Linked DNA regions of Mus musculus: region 1 is linked to region 2. Evidence: chromatin contacts called from ENCODE Hi-C or POLR2A ChIA-PET data. All regions are on one chromosome and are shown on one strand. Each heading gives the region's core, a stretch centred on a gene start or an enhancer-like site at or near the end of the contact. The rest is flanking DNA. Distances are from core to core; before and after follow the strand shown.

Region 1 (3,411 bases), core at 381-2,880, 160 kb after region 2:
TTCAAAATGAATAGCACATGGGAGTTGTCATTGCTGGCACCCTGTTTGTCGAGTACTAGTCTTCTCCACACACACATGCATCCATCTACTCACCTTCTTTTTGCCATTTTAGTTTTAAGCTTTAGAAGAAAATCATGGACTTTTCTTTGCCAAAGAAAAAGTCAGAGATACCCAGACTGAGGTACAACTAGTTTTGAAGAAAAATGAAGCTTTTATTTGTGATAGTTGTCCTTATTGCTGCTTAAAATTGGTTACCTGCATTTAGAGCAGCCGTAGGCTTGTGACGATGCATGGCATAATAATGAAGATGCTTACTTTTCAGATGTGGATGGAGTATGGGAGACAAGAGAATCCCTTTCCTCATTAAGTTTTGTGTGAACTCTGTAGTTGAAGTGCCTGTCCTGACAGCATTTAGGTCTTAGAAGGGTCTCAGTATTTCATCAGTTCTCATAGATAGGAGGGGGTTAATTATCTCCACAACACTGGTGAGAAAACAGACTTGTTAAGTCAATTTCCTAAAATGACAGTTCATTACTGGGAGCTGGGGCCTGAATGTTTTTTGGGGGGTTCAAAGCTTGGCCTTACACAGCAGCATCCTAATAAAACACTGAAAATTTTTACCAGGGTTCCTGAAAAATAATTTGCAGCTGTACCACCAATTCTATTCCTCAAAGTACAGCCACAGCCCAGAAAACCTCTCGTGTGTTTGGCAATGAAGCCAAATGCTTTTGTTATTAGTGTTAAATTTAGGTCTTAACAGTAATTTTTTGAGGTCATTTACCAAAATGAGTTGGTTGTTGCCTTGAGCTCCACTGTCCAGCAGCACTGAAGGGGCTGTTAAGGCTCAACAGCTTTTTATTTAACCCTGAACAGTTAAGGGGTATACAGTGGGGATCACTGCCAATGGGTGAGGCAATTTTTAAAAATAATTCCTATGGGTGTTAACATTTTAGTCGTTTCACAGTATGGATAACTTTCATTTGATGCTGTTTTAATGGCTGGAGACTGCCTAAGTGGTAACTATTACCCATTTTTAGCCTTACATCAACTAAATGCTTAGTGCCTAGGGCAAGAAAGGACTTAGCTTTTAATAAGTTCAAGACAGTGGCCCCTGGAAACAAACCACTAAGGTGCACACAAATGTGTAGAGACAAGAACAGCTTAGAAACCCTGTGGGTATACATATTTATATTTACATTAGAGTGCAGTTGCCCTTTCTCTGGACCTCTCTTTAAATCACTATAAACAGCCATTTTCTCCGATTTGGGGGAAGTCCCAGTGCAGTCCGAGCCCTGTGCATCCCCTTAGTGTTGTGTGGGCAGCAGAAAGCCTTTGTCCCAGAGCTGCCGAGAGCCGAAGGAGGAACCACTGGGCCACAGGCAGCCTGTCCGCGTTCCAGGCCGCGCAAATTCACCAACATTTGTCCATCCAACAAGAACGGAGAACTCGAGCGAAGGCTCGTGCCCTGCACTAGTCTCGTCCCCCCAAAGGAGACAAGGACATGAAGTAAACACCACGCTAAATGCTACAGACCCGCACAGGAACCTCTGGAACATCGGGACCAGCCTCCCGGGGACCGACGGGTACTGGGAGGGTCGTTTCTGAGGTGACTTTCCGTTAAGCGTCGAGGGTTACACGCGAGGCGGCTGTCGGCTTCTTCCTCCGGGCAGCCAGAGCGGCGGGAAGGCGGCCGGGGGCGGAGCCGGAAGGCGGAAGCGGCCGATCGCATCGAGAGCTTGTGGAGCTGCGGCCCGTCCCTCACGGAGGACGCGCGCCGTTGCTCCGGCCCGGGGCCGTCTGCTGGCTTCCAGCCGGGCACCCAGCCCTTGCGGGTGCCGAGGTGGCTGGCGAAGGCACCCTTCCCGCTTCCTTCTGCTCATTCCCCAGTTGGCTCCTGGCTTCTCCCATGGCCTGTTCTGTGGCCGCCTAGGTCGGGCGTCTGTGGCTGCAGGCTGCGCTCCTCCCGGCGCAGGACGCTGGGCTGCCTCCGGGGCAGGGCTGGCCGCCGCGGTCTCCATGGTAACGGCCAGGCGGACGGCCGGGCCTCTGGGGGAAGATGCGGCCTGCCGGGCCCGCCGCCTCGCCCCCGGCCTCTCGGTCCGGCGGGGGTCACTGAGCAGCGGGGGCCCGGCCGGCAGCCTGCCTGGCAGCGGGCACCAGGTGAGCCGGCCGCGGGGAGGCAGAGGGCGCGGGAGGCCAGCTCGGGTACTTGCTGTCCCCGCATCCATTCTTGTGCTGGGTGGTGCAGAGGCTTCTCGGATGCTGTTTCGCCTATTTCCCCCTCCCCCCACCTCTTTCTGGCGAACACCCTGAGTAAGAGCAGCTAGCTAATGGAGAGACTGAGAGAAGCAGATTTTAAGCCATACCCCCAAACGGGACAATGACCTGAAACAACTGGACTTACCGAGATATTTCCTTCGTTTTCAGTGAGATCCCATTTCTCTGGCTGGAGACACAGATGGCCTCAAATGAGAGAGATGCTATATCATGGTATCAGAAGAAGGTAACAACAGTAGTTTTTGTTTGTAAACCATACTCCCTGCAAAAAACTCCCTTAAAGAATATTGTTAACTTTCCTTAAGTTTGGTAATATCACATGTTCTTATATAACATCTCAACATAATTATAAAAAATGATGTGCAAAGTCATTATAAACACAGTTTTAGGTTCTAGGAAGTGAGCTGTAAGTCACCTTTCTCAAGGCAGCATACACGAACTACTACAATGCTTTGCTTTTGCAAATTATCAGTCTTTTAATTTTTTTTTTTTTTTATAAAGACAAGAATGAAATCCTTATCTGCATGGCTCAGATTGTTACTATCGTCTGATTGAGCTGCTCCTTACCTTTTCTTCCTCTCTGATTCCCATTGATGCTTTCTTCAGGGAGTGGAATTTTAGGTGATCTTTAGTGTAAAATATTTGGAGGGTTGCTTTTTTCACTTTTTAGATTCAGCCTTTTTTTTTTTTTCTTTCTTTTTTTTTAAAACATCCCTGGGGAATATGAACTTAATATGTAAGAAACCCACTTTCCAGATACCATATTTAATAGATTCATGGCCTTGTGAGGTTTGACTTAGATACAAAGATTGCCTTTGCATCATTTAAATAGCCTGCTCCTTGTTTCAGATTGGAGCATATGATCAGCAGATATGGGAAAAGTCAATCGAACAGACTCAGATTAAGGTAAATTGATTTCTTTGATTCTAGCTTTGTTACTGCTTTAAAGAGAAGAGAGGATCACACTTGCATTTATCCACCAAGTATGCATTCTTTTACCCTCCGAGTCTTACAAGGAAGCCGGCAGCGCATGGGTAATGATAGAGGACAGTCGATATGTGGCCTCAGCAGCAAATGTCCCAGGGAAATTGAAGAGTGGCTTCTTATTTCTGGTCAGCTTTTTACCATATGACA
Region 2 (3,792 bases), core at 872-3,371:
TTAAATAAGATAACCATAGTAGTTTTACAAGAAAGGTGAGCAAGGCACAAAGATTTGGAAAACAATGAGGACCTTCAAAGAATTTTGATTCACTAAGCATGAATGGAAGAAAAAGGGAAACCGCTCACCAATTTTTATGTTGTGTTGTGGGAACTGTCGGATTAGCTGGACAATCTGCTGAGTAGCCTCTTGTCGGGAAGGAAGAACCAGGGCTGGATTGCAATTAGTGTTGTCTAGATACAAAGTATGAATCTGTTTCCCCAGTATCAGAGCAGGTTCCTTCAGCATGGATGGTGTATATCGAAAATCACCTGGAAGAATAATATGTGGGGTATAAGAAGTGGGCAAAAAACAAAGGCTAGAAGACAAGCCTCTTCTACCTTCAGTAGCAGATGGAGATTGGTTACGAGTTTATGCAAAAACTGTCCTGGCACTGAACTGTACAGTCTAGTTTCTTTGTGAAAATGTCTCTTTCCCACTCTTGGAGATTTTCTGTTTGATTGATGTTTTTCTTATGAGACAGGGTTTGTCTACATAGGCTGGGTGTCCTAGAACTCACTAAGTAGACCAGGCTGGCCTTGAACTCATAGAGATCAGCCAGCCTCTGCCTTCCAAGTGCTGGGATCAAAGGCGAGCACCAACATGCCTTTCTTGTTTTCTTGCTCTTGTGATTTTATTTAACAAAGTAAAGGATGGATGGTCAAGTAGGAAATCAGTTGGAAAGGGTCCCTGTGCCTGTATGGGATAAAGCTATCTTTCTGGGTAAAGGTAGCTATAAAGTGTGAGGAATGCCTTGGGAGGCTCACCTGTGTATAGAATTGTTCCAAAGTATCCTTCAAAGAGAAACATGACAGAACCAGGGCAGTGATTGGCATCTATGAGCGTTACAGTCATGGTTTCTTGCCCAATTTCATCTAGAGGTAATACATGACTCTCGCCAACCTCCAGGGCCCGGATCCAGTGCTTAGACACCTGAGGAAAACAGTTGGTCACCCGAGTAACCATAGACTTCTCTTTCATCAAGGAAAGCTGACCGAGTTCTGAACCACTCTCATGTAAGCTGTTATAAGGATTCCCAAGAAATCTCTCCTTCCTCTTCTGTCTCCCACCCTTTGTACAGATTTAAACTCAGAATCTGAAAACAGTCTAAATAAAGATTCTCACACTTTCTCCTATCATGATAATCCCAGCCATGGGTGGGAAACAACTGTCAAAAAAAGTTCCAGTCTCACACCAGCCACTTCTACTGACACAGACAAGATGAGGAGATGTTAGACAATATGTGTTTTTATCTAGCACATTAGATGAATTATTGGGGGCGGGCAATGAGTGTTGGGGATCTAACTTAGGGTTCTTGCACACACTAAACAAGTGTTCTATCACTGAACAGTCTGGTAGATTCTTAAATGCAAATTAGGAAAGCACTGGTTTTTGAAAAGATAGGAATCATTTCCTTGACTAAAAACCTCCAGGTAGTTAACTAGAAGCCAGTCTCATTCCGGGATCAATTCCCACATTTGTAAAAATTCAGTCCTTATGTCTCCCACTCGGTAATCCCCCAAACTGTGACAGATCAGAAGTCCCCACCCAGATTCCTGGACTAGGTCTCAGCGATCAAATCCCAGCCCCAATACCTGCAGGCGACGATGCAAGAGGCAAGCAGTGATGGGAGAGCAGTAGAGGGGCCGGGCCCAAGTGCTAGACAAACCCACCGTGTGGTCACAGTGCATGTGGGTTAAGAAGAAGAGCCGCGCCGAACCGGCACGGCGCAGGCTCCAAAAGTCCACAGCAATGGGCGTTTGGGGGATTACGACCCCGTTCATGGTGGCAGAGTTGAGGTGTCACCCAGTGGGGTCTTCGCGGGAACCGCACTCCTGAGTGAGGTTTCCACGACAGCGTCCCAATGACAAGTGGACTCTGGAACAAGTCCAGAAGCCCTAAAGGAAAACCATCCCAGAAACGGAATTAGTAGACAGAGTGAGAAAAAAGAAGGTGGCCGCGCTCGGGACGATCAGGATGAAAGCGCCCAACGCGGAAGAAGTCGGGAGAGCATCACTCACAACCGCGCGCTGGAGCTCGGGCCCAGTCCCCACATTGTCAAAGCTCGCGCGGCGGCGGGGAGACAGACCCTAGTAGTTGATTTCCGATCGCCGGCCGCGGCGCTCACACAGTGAGCTGCGCGCCTGCGCCGAGGGGGAGAATGGGTGGGGGAAGGGCGTCCGGAGGTCGGTGCCCCCCCCCCCCCCCCCCCGGACCTGCGCTCGGCGCTCGGCGCGACCCGGAAAGCTGCTCCTTGTGTCTCAGGGCGACGGGGCGGGATTTCCGCAGGAAGCTGTCTGGGGTGTCCTCGGCCACTGGGACTAGATTCCCAGGGAGGAGGCTGTGCTAGGTCTTTGGCCTTTTGCTAGTGTAGAATTCGTAACTGGGCCTAGAGAGAGTTGAGATCTGCTGGGCAGAGCCAACGGCCTGTGGGTCTCCGGGCGGCTCCTGAAGGGTCGGGGCTCGCCCGAGGACCCAAGAATGTGTTCCGCCCTGGGGGGCAGGCACAGCAAAGTGACATCTCGCCGTTAGTGTTTTCACTGACTACATCTCCTTTATTCAGGCTCCCACATCGAAATTAGGAGGAGCCCACGAGTTCCCTACGGGTCTGTGGAAACTGTCCCGTGAGTGTTGGCGACGATGCCATACCTTGGCTCTGAGGACGTGGTGAAGGAACTGAAGAAGGCTCTGTGTAACCCTCATATTCAGGCTGATAGGCTGCGCTACCGGAATGTCATCCAGCGAGTTATTAGGTATCACCAACCTACCATAGAATTCTAACTCCCCCCCCCCCCCCCCGGCCCCACTTTTAATCCTCTTCAGAGCTCTGCGATCACTCTGAAAAAGTTAAAGAAGGGCAGTTTTATCTTTTGGCCTTGAGGCTGCATTTCTGGGTTGTCATCTCAGTCTTCCGTGTGGAACACCATGCCCAGTTGAGAGGTCTCCTTCATACCACAGGCTTTAGCAATTGCGGCTGACTCCTGGTTCAATGACTTAACGTAGAACAGTTCTCCCTTTTTTCTAGATTCAGACCTGTATATCTTTCTGCTTGCTTTACATTTCGACTTGGATAGTTCATCAAAGATATGACCAAAATAATACTATCATTCTTCTCCTCTTTAAACCTACTATTCTGCTTGTATTTGTGTTATGAATGTCACCAGGCACCCTACCAAGCTTGCTAGTCAACCTTGAAAACATTGTCTACTGTCAGGTGGTATGAAAAATTCAAAATATCAATTCTTGTTCTTAAAGTTGTACTGTTGTTGGCTCAGGCTGTAATTACCAAAGCCTGTTGTGGTAGTTTATTAATAAGTAGCCTTGTCTCCTCACTTTGGTTAGGATTTTTTCTATTATATATGTTTGAACGTGTAACTAATCTATAGTTGTAGCTCAAAACTGTAGGTAGGACACAAAAGTCCCATGGGGTCCTTTTTTAAAAAATCGTGATCTAGGGATCAATTCTGATTTCATTAGGATGGGATAGAATCCAGGAACTGTATTGTAAATAAACAGTCTCAGTTGATTGTAGTAGTTTGGTTCCACAACATTGGAAACAGTAATCAGTGGAATGAAATCTAAACTTTTTGTTTGTGTTGTTTTGTTTTTGTTTTTTGAGACAGGGTTTCTCTGTGTAGTCCTGGTTGTCCTGGAACTCACTCTGTAGACCAGGCTGGCCTTGAACTCAGAAATCCGCCTGCATCTGCCTCCCAAGTGCTGGGATTAAAGGTGTGTGCCACCACCGCCTGGCTG

What was found. Hi-C counts contacts between places; a loop is a spot of excess contacts on that map. ChIA-PET counts read pairs that join two places held with the same protein, here RNA polymerase II (POLR2A).
Region 1: a map of left cerebral cortex shows a loop between it and region 2 (2.7-fold over the local background). The contact joins the promoter of Phtf1 here to the promoter of Dclre1b in region 2. A Hi-C loop is called at or near these places in 1 of 37 maps with a recorded cell type or tissue (left cerebral cortex). POLR2A ChIA-PET finds 5 or more read pairs at or near these places in 2 of 5 experiments (Patski and embryonic stem cell).

Annotation. Positions count from the first base shown.
Region 1 is chr3:103,966,628-103,970,038 of GRCm38, forward strand. Phtf1 (putative homeodomain transcription factor 1) reads left to right here and starts at 1,631. Exons shown (of 19, transcript NM_013629.2): 1 at 1,631-2,160; 2 at 2,428-2,503; 3 at 3,127-3,183. The coding sequence starts at 2,459. It overlaps Phtf1os (putative homeodomain transcription factor 1, opposite strand), which reads right to left and starts at 1,689. Exons shown (of 1, transcript NR_030676.1): 1 at 1-1,689. It overlaps Rsbn1 (rosbin, round spermatid basic protein 1), which reads left to right. Exons shown (of 8, transcript NM_001356556.1): 8 at 1-9.
Region 2 is chr3:103,807,266-103,811,057 of GRCm38, forward strand. Dclre1b (DNA cross-link repair 1B) reads right to left here and starts at 2,122. Exons shown (of 4, transcript NM_133865.2): 1 at 1,635-2,122; 2 at 807-972; 3 at 129-311. The coding sequence starts at 1,823. It overlaps Ap4b1 (adaptor-related protein complex AP-4, beta 1), which reads left to right and starts at 2,252. Exons shown (of 10, transcript NM_026193.2): 1 at 2,252-2,792. The coding sequence starts at 2,680. Gm15471 (predicted gene 15471) reads left to right here. Exons shown (of 5, transcript NR_040412.1): 5 at 949-1,175.